Linked DNA regions of Homo sapiens: region 1 is linked to region 2. A link is a loop called in an ENCODE intact Hi-C map of the cell type or tissue named here. Cell type or tissue: endothelial cell of umbilical vein. All regions are shown on one strand. Links, peaks and the distances in the headings refer to the core of each region. The heading gives the core; the rest is flanking DNA. Region 1 holds the start of STEAP1B (STEAP family member 1B). Region 2 has its middle 160 kb from the start of CDCA7L.

Region 1 (5,380 bases), core at 126-5,125, 400 kb before region 2:
AGATCAGGTTGCTTATTTGTCAGGCAAAAATACTCATGGATTCTAAATTATATTTTCTCCACAGCATGTTATTATGAAGTCACCAGTTTAGTATTTGACCTCAAATGACACTGAGGTCCATTATGTTAATATGCGCTCTCACTATAGTTTAAGTTTATTACAGAATATTCTGAAAGATCTAAATTTATTTGTAACTCGTGGGCAAACTCCCATTTTAAATCCTCTAGTTGTTTAGAGTCACAGCAAAACTAGCAACTTGCCTTTCAACATTTGCAATAGCATAATGTGGCTTTCCACAAGCCACACTTGTTTTTAAAAGTATGTGCTAAAGAGGCTGACTCAGCATTCTGAGATGCTCTGGCATTGTATTACCCGCCCCCCCCACAAAAATTTTTTTTCTTTATCTCATACCTCAAATTACAGGTTATTTGTATGCAAAAACTGCAGCTAGTTCATCTGTGATACTAACTGCTGGCGACTCAATAAAAGCTTTTTAGTAACATGTTTTTCTTAATCGAATATTGTGTTGCTTTTATAATATCTACAAACTAATTGATAAATCTCACACTTTTAATCATTTCACTTTGGAACATACTCTATTTATTCTCCACACTAAAATATTGGGCAAAAAAAACTTTTATAAGAAGTGCAGAAATAAAATTGCCAAAGTCTAATTATAAAACAAAAATATTTGGGGTTTGATTTTAAATGTTTTAATTAGAAAAGGAAAAGCAGTTTTAAGTGCAGCTTGCTATATAGCCATATTCATATCAATATATATTATTATGTTAACACAATAATAACTCTTTGCCCTTTTCATATGGAAAATATATTGTGAAAAAGAGAATGACCTTTGTTCTACCAAATGTTAAACAATAAAAGCATATCGTTTTGTCTGACCATTTAAGACCCATGATCACTTTTAAAACTCAACAATGCTTGGTTAAATAGTCTTAATTCTTTGTAGTCTGTGCTACACATACAAAGATTACACAGATTTCTTTTCTAAAACTTTAAAATTATTTTCTAGTTTCACTAGAAACAACAGGTGTAAGATTCTATTTCCACCACAAGGTGTCAGTCCACGGTAATTTAATCTTCAAAGGGCTTTAAACTAATCCATGGAAAGTCAGTGACTACAGAAAATGCTTATATTAAAACATGAACAGTCTTCGGTGCCCTAGCTGTGAATAAAAAACAATCATGGAAAATGTGGTTGCGCGTTTATTTTCCTTTGTGTTTTCTACTCAGCTTAGTCCTGAGAATGTTGTATACCAAATCCCCAGAATTTTGCAATTCATGTCTCAGACCCTATCTCGAGGCTGGTTCCAACGGAGAGAAGTAAATCCCCTGCTCAAGTTGTCTTTTTCTAAAACCTTGGAATATTAACAGTTAACTTTACTTTAGGTTTGGAATACTTCATTGAGCTAGGATATGGGAAGCTGCACTTAAAAGCTGAGGCAAGGAAGGGAGGGACGGAGTAAACATGGGGTTTAAGGGTTTTTTTTTTCGGCTGGGGAGCAGGGTTTGTGCGATTAAAGGTACACAATTTGAACAATTCAGGGAGCAAGTCACTCTCAGAAATTCAGCTTCGGATTCCTCAAACTGTCAATCACAGCCACTTCAGGACCGGCTGTTAGGTTTTAAATAAGGTGGCTGGGCGCGGTGGCTCACGCCTGTAATCTCAGCACTTTGGGAGGCCGAGGCGGGTGGATCACGAGGTCAGGAGTTCAGGACCAGCCTGGCCAAGATGGTGAAACCCCCGTCTCTACTAAAAATACAAAAATTAGCCGGGCACAGTGGCAGGCGCCTGTAATCCCAGCTACTCGGGAGGCTGAGGCAGGAGAATCGCTTGAACCCGGGGCCGGAGGTTGCAGTTAGCCAAGATCGCGCCACCGCACTCCAGCCTGGGCAACAGACTGAGACTCCGTCTCAAAAAAAAATAAAATAAAATAAAAATAAATAAGCTAACGTGTGGGAGGGTTTGTAAGCTCTAAACGGTCTATCTCAAAGTGTGATCTGGGAATGCTTCCATATCTCATGGGAACTTGTTAGAAATGAGAATCTCAGACCTCATCCCAGACATACTGAACCGGAAACTGTGGGTGGACAGCCCAACAATCGGTGTTTTAATATGCCCCCGGGTAATCTTATACACGCTGAAGTCTGAGAACCACTGCTCTAGAGAAATGCACAAACGTTCCTTAGTGGAGATTAAACAAAAGGCGAGGGGTTGGAGGGCGCGAAACGGACCTCAAGGGCAGGGCAGACGGCATTTGAGAGGAAACTGGGAGAGGCCGGAGTGCGACTTGGGGAGTCTTAGCCTCCAAGGACGTTCCCGAACCCTGCGGACGCGGGGCGCCAGCAGGTGGCGCTGGACGCGCAACTGACAAGGAGGCGGGGCCTGCAGCAGGCTTGGAGGCTTCGCGCTCTGGAGGCTCAGGCGCCGCGTGGGGCCGGCACCTCCCGGCAGCAGCGGCAGCTGAGACTCACGGTCAAGCTACGGCGAGGAGTGGGTGAGTCCCTTGAATCGTTCTCACTGGCCGTTTGCTCCTCGAGTCCGCCTGCGTGTCCCTGCAAGGCTGGGCGCCCGCTCCCAGTCTTGGGAGGGGTGTAGCGGGTCGCAAGCCTTCTCGTGACCTGGACGGCGGCCCTCCTGGGCGAGCGGTGCTCAATTCTTCGCTTATGCGCGGCTCTGGGGCGCCCTGTCTTCCAGCCCAGCTGGGTTGTGGCCGGGCCGGGGGCTGGGGGGAGCCAGGGACTCAGAGGAAGCCTTTTCGCTAGGGGCTTAAGGTTGTGGTAGATTATTAAGTTTGTGCTCAGGTTGGATTTTGATGGCAAGTTTTTTAACGTGGCAAAGTCGCCAGAGTTTGCTGTGCATTGACGAATGACTGGTGCACAGTACTTAAAATCGTGCTACTTCTCGTCTTCGGGTTTCCTGGTAACAGAGGTTTTCATTTTCAGTCCTTAGAACACTGGCCCTACTCTTTCAGGATCTGGGTGGGGTTCAGGTTCCCTCCAAAATAGTCAATCAAGGCTTTAAATATGTAATTCTGGTCAAATCCACTGGAAGGAGTTTGTAGACATAAATTTTTTGTACACTTCCAAATTTCTTACTTTGTTACTTTTGTAAAATACATTTCCCTCCACATCCTGACGTGTAATAAAAGGTTATTCATTTAACATGAATGTTAAGCACAGAGGGAAAGCAATGCTTAAAAAGAAAAACAGCACAGTGAAAAAAAAACCCAAAAAACTCGACTTCACTTAGTTAAATGTAAAACAAGTGTGCACTTGAAAGTATAAAAGGTTGGAAATGCAGTGCAACCCACAATGTATTCCAGGCATTGGGTTTCTTCATATTCTCAACTGCGGGACATAAACATGAGTCAGTTGGGCTGTGCCAACATTTAGGAACACCAGGGCAGCCATCTTGGTACAGCAAAACAGCAGTCGCATTAGAAATGTGCTCCACTTTTTTAAAAGCGGGTGAAAGAGAACTTTGGGTCGAATTCTGGGGTTCCTAACATTTTAACACTAGGTTGTTTTCTGTTATTTTTCTTTTTATGAAAAGATTTTACTGTAGAACTTAAATTACATTTTGGTTAATGTCTGATGAAAACCAACAAATTTATTTGACTCATAGTTTATTTTCCTGGCTTATGGGCATAGAGTTGAGTGTGGGCCACACAGTCAACAAGCTTCCTCACTGTCATGGGCTTTTCCTTGGCTTCGCTCTTGAGTGTGGTCTCCTTACCATGCAGACAAATGGCTGGGTAACTCTCCAGGGCCACTCTGGTTTTCCACCCAGACTCTTTGTAGTGGCAATCAGTCAGCAAACACTGCCAACCTGCTAGCTACCCCAGGACTGGGTCTAGAAGACAGCGCTGAGCCTTTTCCTCTACTTCCCTTCCCATGCCACCATCTGCCTATAAAACTTTATCCTCTTCTAGGATACATCGCTCTACCATGCAGTTGAAATGCCTGCCTTCTCTCCTAGACCTCAAGGTTTTTCAGAGCAGAGGCTTTATCTCATTTAACTTTGCATTCCTCCTGCCTTACATTGTTGTTCACAATATAGTTACTGAATTCATACTGAATAAATGTGGGTGGATTTGTTAGCATCCTTACCATCCTGCACCTCTCAAAGTTAAAAGATCTTCTAAACATAGTGGATTATTTCTTACATTTGATTATAGTAGGTGACACTTCCATTCCTAGCACCTCCCTCCCCCACCCCACAAACTATTAAGTTGGTGATATGGTTTGGAGCTGTGTCTCCCCCTCAGATCTCATGTTGAAATGTAACCCCCAGTGCGGGAGCTGGGGTCTGGTGGGAGGTGATCGGACCATGGGAGCAGTTTCTCATGGTTTAACACCATCCCCCCTTGGTGCTGTTGTCACGTTAGTGCAGGGGTCCCCAACCCCCTGGCCGCAGACTGGTATCAGTCAGTGTCCTGTTAGGAACTGGGCTGCACAGCAGGAGGGGAGTGGCAGGCCAGCGAGCATTACTGCCTGAGCTCCACCTCCTGTCAGATGAACGGTGGCATTAGATTCTCCTAAGTACATGAACCCTATTGCAAACTGCACATGCAAGGGACCTAGGTTGTGTGCTCCTTATGAGAATCTAACTATTGCCTGATGATCTGAGGTGGAACAGTTTCACCTCAAAACCCTATCCCCCTTCCCCTACTTGGAAAAATTGTCTTCCACGAAACCAGTCCCTGGTGCCAAAAAGGTTGGGGACCACTGCAATAATGTAAGACGCCTGCTCCCACTTCACCTTCCACCATGACTATAAGCCCTCTGAGGCCTCCCCAGAAGCAGATGTTGCCATGCTTCCTTTACAGCCTATGGAACCATGAGCCAATTAAATCTCCTTTCTTTATAATAATTACCCAGTCTCAGGTATTTCTTTATAGCAGTGCGAGAACAGCCTAATACAGTTGGTTAAGTCACCAAATGACTTGGAATAATGCTGTTAAGGAGATAGAGTGTCATTTCCTCCAGAGCAGGCATGAGTGTCATTTCTATTTTTCCTCTTTAATGTTGGTCACAGAGTTGGGTTCATAAATACTTGATGATTGGCATATGCTTTACTCAGAATTCTTTTACATGCCAGTGGTGAACACCCAAATCACACTAACTTAAACCAAAAAAAAAGGGAATGTGTTGACTGTCTAACTGAAAAATTCAGGATCTAGTTTCAGGGACTCTAAATACTGAAATATGCCACCAGGACTCTTCTGTGTCTTTCTCTGCTCTTGTTCTGCTTCCATGTTGGCTTTCTTCTTTTCTAATGAAAACATCTTCCTTCTTAGAGCATGGAGAAAAAAGCATGGCAGGCTTATACTGTGCTATCTTAACAAAATGTTAAAGA
Region 2 (5,380 bases), core at 265-5,264:
CATCTGCATGATGGATTATTTTATAGGTTGACCACTCGTCCTGGTTTGCCTGAGACTGAAGGGCATCCTGGGACACAGAACTTCCAGTGCTAAAACCCAGAAAATCCCAGGCATATCAAGATGAGTTGGTCACTTAGAGGACAGATGAATTGAAATGACATATAGAAATGGACTCACACTGTGCCCTGCATCTAATAGCTGCTCTATAAATGTAGTCACACAAAAACGTGCTCCTCACATGGTAAAAGAAAAATAAAATGAAACAAATAGGTGAGTGCAAAATAATTGCAGTTTTTGAATTGTTGGAATTTGCTGTATAATACTGGAATACATTCTTAAATAAATGTGGTTATGTTATACATCATTTTAATGGACATTTCTCGCTTTATGTTTGCTAATGACTTATCACTTGCTGTTTATTTTATGTGTATTTAAACTATAGAAATGATGTTAGACATAAAGCAAATTCAAGTGATTTTCTTATTCGAGTTCAAAATGGGTCGTAAAATAGCAGAGACAACTCGTAACATCGACAATGCATTTGGCCCAGGAACTGCTAACGAATGTACAGTGCAGTGGCAGTTCAAGGAGACAAGGAGCGTAGTGGTGGGCCATTGGAAGTTGACAATGACAAACTAAGAGCAATCATTGAAGCTGATCCTCTTACAACCACACAAGAAGTTGCTGAAGAACTCAACATCAGCATTTGAGGCATATTGGAAAGGTGACAAAGCCCGATAAGTGGGTGCCTCATGAGCTGATCGAAAATCAAGAAAATCATCATTTTGAAGTGTCTTCTCTTATTCAACGCAACGGCAAACCATTTCTCAATTGGATTGCCACATGCGACAAAAAGTGGCTTTTATACAACAATTGGTGATGACCAGCTCAGTGACTGGACCCACAAGAAGCTTTGAAGCACTTCCAAAGCCAAACCTGCACCAAAAAAGGTCCTGGTCACTGTTTGGTGGTCTACGGCCGGTCTGATCCACTGCAGCTTTCTGAATCCCAGCGGAACCATTATATCTGAAAAGTATGCTCAGCAAACTGATGAGATGCACCGAAAACTGCAATGCCTGCAGCCGGCATTCGTCAACAGAAAGGGCCCAATTCTTCTTCATGACAATGCACAACCAAAGTTTCAAAAGTTGAACAAATTGGGCTACAAAGTTTTGCCTCATCTGCCACATTCACCGGACTTCTCGCCAACTGACTACCACTTCTTCAAGCATCTCGATAACTTTTTGCAGGGAAAATGCTTCCCCAACAAGCAGGATGCAGAAAATGCATTCCAAGAGTTCGTCGAATCCCGAAGCATGGATTTTTACACTGCAGGAATAAACAAACTTATTAATCATTGGCAAAAATGTGTTGATTGCAATGGTTCCTGTTTTGATTAATGAAGATGTGTTTGAGTCTAGTTCTAATGATTTAAAATTCACGGTCTAAAACCGCAATGACTTTTGCACCAACCTACGCTAAGGCAGCTAAGGCAGCACACAGGAGAGAGGAACTCTGAGAGCATCCCAGGGAGCTGGATGGTGAAGGAGGAGTTGGAGTTGATTAGGTGAGGAATGATGATTGGGGAGGTGCATTCTGTGTATGGAATGTTCATAAATGCATGAAAGCTTAAGAGCTTACAGCTGGGATGTCCTGTGCGGCTAGAACTAAGCAGGTAAGATCTCGAAGGTAAATCTGATTCATATCAGAGAGGCCTATTGTGATTCTAATGAATTTGGACATCATTCTTAAGGTCTCCAAACACTTTTGATGATGCATCCTTTTGGTGAAGAAAAAAAGAAAGGTACCCATACCTTTCCCAATATAATACATGTTATATTTATGAATAATGTACATGTATTGTGTAAATAAATAAAGCATACAAAAAATACAAGTGTTTAAAGGATCAAATTAAAGGTAAATACAAACAAGGGTTCTGTTTTTCTTCTACGCTCCCATGAATTACCTTACCTGCTTCCTCGAGGACACACACCCTACCTCAGAAACAGCCACTTTAGGCAGCAAAGAGTCACAGAGAGTTTTAAAGCAAAAAACTGACATGAGCAGATTTGATTTTTAGAAGATTGCCTTGGATATATATGTAGAAGACAAGGCTGGAAACAAAACGCCCAACGGGAAGCTATTGTAAAAGTCCAGGAGAAACGTACCAGTGGCCTGAATGAAGGTGACCACAGTGGATTTACAGAGAAGGTGACAGACTGGAGAGACATTTAGGAAGTAGAATCAAAAGGACATGTGGGGCTGGGTGCAGTGGCTCACGCCTGTAATCCCAGCACTCTGGGAGACCAAGATGGGTGGATCGCTTGAGCTCAGGAGTTGGAGACCAGCCTGGGCAACATGGCAAACCACTTCTCTACAAAAAAAAAAAATATATATATATATATATATTTAAGCTGGGTTTGGTGGCTCATACCTGTAGTCCCAGCTACTTGGGAGGCTGGGGTGAGAGGATCCTCTGAGCCTGGGAGGCAGAGGTTGAAGTGAGCCGAGATCACACCTCACTCCAGCCTGGGCAACAGAGAGAGACCTGGTCTCAAAAAACAAAAACAAAAACAAACAAAAAAAGAACATGTGACTGAGAAGGGACCTATTGAGTTAAACAAATACATGAATGCATACAATTGAAAGACGTCCACAAAGAGAGACACGCCTGGACCTGACATGAAATTCACTGACACTTTTGATCCACATCCCACGTATGATACAGAAAAACAACCAGGCCGGGTCCCCATTATGACTCCTGCGTACTTTGGCTCCCTGAGCCCCTGCCTCTATACACACACACACACTTTTTAAAAGTATATGTATGAAAGTAGGGCCAGGCGCAGTGGCTCACGCCTGTAATCCCAGCACTTTGGGAAGCCGAGGCGGGCGGATCACAAGGTCAGGAGATCGAGACCATCCTGGCTAACATAGTGAAACCCCGTCTCTACTAAAAACACAAAAAATTAGCCGGGCATGGTGGCGGGCGCCTGTAGTCCCAGCTACTCGGGAGGCTGAGGCAGGAGAATGGCGTGAACCCGGGAGGCGGAGCTTGCAGTGAGCCAAGGTCGTGCCACTGCACTCCAGCGTGGGCAACAGAGCGAGACTCCGTCTCAAAAAAAAAAAAAAAAGAAAGAAAGTATATTTAATGATTGCATTAGTAAAAAAGTGAATATAATCCAAGAGTATTATATTCACTTTTTTTCTTCTGATTTTAAAGTAAATGAAAACACTTTTGTGGGTCCCCAAGATTATCATGCCTTCAGGGCCTGAAAGACACACCAGGCTCTTTTCTTATTGAGGATTCAGCGCCATCTGGTGGTTCTCATCTCGCAAGGGTGCCCAGCCACTTCCGCTCTGCAGAAAAAGGTTCATCGGCAAAATTTTCATTCAGAGAATACTGACTAAGCCTAACCGCTCTGATTACTGCTTGACTCAGATCCAAACTGCCCGACACTGGGCTTTGAGGCTGTCTGATTGGCAGGAGCTAAAGTGAGACTTCAAGAAGACAACGAGAGCCCAGTAGTGACCACAAATCAGCTGAGGAAAGCCAACAGTCCAACTTTTTCATCAGATTGTTAGTGCAGTAATTTTCCTCATTTTTGTGCTTGAGGCAACATATCGAAGAGAATATAAAAAGAAGACAAGTTTAAGAAAGCATCTTTTTAAAATCCAAAAAAAAATCACAGTTTATGAATATTCATTAATCATTTCCTGCTCTCCTCTTGCCTGTACTTCATTCTATACCTGCAGATGTCACCCACGTGGGTCCATCCTCCAAGAAGCTGGAGGCTTGCCCGTGTGTCCCGTAGTACAGAATGTGGGGGTACATGGGCCACTACCACTGGGGTAATGTTCCCTGCGTCCCAAAACCGGGATTCAGGAGCTCTTCCTTTGAAGTCATGAATTTATAAAAGGTGTTTAATAATCGTTGCTACCATACATATTGTTATGTATGAATTGTGTCCTCCAAAATCCATATGTTGAGGTCCTAACCCGCAGCACCTCAGAAAGTGATCTTATTTGGAAACAAGGCCTTTGCAGATGTAATTAGTGAAGTAAAGGTGAGGTCGTTCTGGAGCTGAGTAGGGTTCCTAATCCAATATGACCGGTGTTCTTTTAAGAAGGGAAAATTTGGCCAGGCACAGTGGCTCACACCTGTAATCCCAGCACTTTGGGAGGCCGACGCAGGCAGATCACGAGGTCAGGAGATCGAGACCATCCTGGCTAACATGGTGAAACCCCGTCTCTACTAAAAATACAAAAAATTACCCAGGCGTGGTGGCGGGCGCCTGTAATCCCAGCTACTCAGGAGGCTGAGGTAGGAGAACGGCATGAACCCGGGAGGTGGAGCTTGAAGTAAGCTGAGATTGCGCCACTGCACTCCAGTCTGGGCGACGGAGCGAGACTCCGTCTAAAAAAAAAAAAGAAGGGAAAATTTGAAGATAGATGCATAGAGGGATGATGCTGTGAAGACGCAGGGAGAAGACCACCATCCACAGGCCAAGGAGAGTGGCCCAGAACAAACCCTTCACTCAGAGCTCTCAGAAGGAGCCAGGCCTCTGACACCTTCATCTCACACTTTTAGCCTCCAGAGTTGTGAGATGATACATTTCTGTAGTTTGAGCCACCTAGTTTGTGGTAGTTTGTGACAGCAGCCCTGGAAAATGAACTGAGATTTGTGGTGGTTTGCTGGCAATCTTTGGTGCTCCTTGGCATGTAGAAGCATCACCGTGTGCATGCTGCAGTGGGTCCACTATTAGCCCAGAAAACCCCCCGGAAGACTGCTCTGGCGGAGGACCTGAAGAACACACCTTTCAGCAAAGTGATGAAGAATGCACTGGTGTTGGGACCGTCCTCCATAGCCAAGGGATGATGATAAAATAGAACATCACAGAACTGAATTCACAGACAGCAGTGAGGCCAACAGGTGCCCCAAACAATGGAGAAGGTGGTTGTGGTCAGTCATCACAAAAGCTAGGTGGTTACTAATACAGTGACAGCAGAGTCTGAACATTAATGGAGACAGGTGACAGGACACAGTAACCCTAGGGACAGAATGAATGGACAGCTATCAAAGGTACTGACCAACATGTACAATCAAACAAAATCGAAGATGGTTAAGGGCAGTCATCCCAGTGAAAAGGTCCTCATCCTTTACCCAGTTGCTAGACCCGAACAAGTTTTCAAAGTCAGATCCCACCAACTGACAGAGAGGTCGAGTTTCCAGGATGAAGACCCTGTGACAACAAGTCAAGCGCACGTGACAACAATTCCACAGCCTTCCTCAAAGAGATTTGCTCCATTTACTCAGGTAAACATGCACTGGGGGCAGGGAAAAACCCAAACATGTCAAGGACTGGTAGACGCAGGGTCC

The links. A loop is a pair of places that touch in the nucleus more often than their neighbours do. Peaks named below come from ENCODE experiments on the same cell type or tissue, not always from the same donor. Only the 100,000 strongest peaks of a DNase experiment are listed, where the experiment ranks them.
Region 1: a loop joins it to region 2, with 7 times the contacts of the local background. A loop is called at or near these places in 23 of 110 quality-filtered maps.

Annotation. Positions count from the first base shown.
Region 1 is chr7:22,497,250-22,502,629 of GRCh38, reverse strand. It overlaps STEAP1B (STEAP family member 1B), which reads left to right and starts at 2,442. Exons shown (of 5, transcript NM_001382447.1): 1 at 2,442-2,516. In endothelial cell of umbilical vein, for the core only: CTCF peaks have their summits at 1,080 (motif pointing right), 2,138 and 2,363 (motif pointing right); DNase peaks (open chromatin) are centred at 1,109 and 2,399; H3K4me3 peaks cover 644 bases; H3K27ac peaks cover 3,080 bases.
Region 2 is chr7:22,101,837-22,107,216 of GRCh38, reverse strand. No RefSeq gene overlaps it. Among named protein-coding and RNA genes, the nearest start is that of CDCA7L, 160 kb to the right of the region's middle. RefSeq lists a silencer at 3,432-3,521, a cis regulatory region at 5,240 and an enhancer at 5,168-5,312. In endothelial cell of umbilical vein, for the core only: a CTCF peak has its summit at 3,333 (motif pointing left); a DNase peak (open chromatin) is centred at 3,366; H3K27me3 peaks cover 273 bases.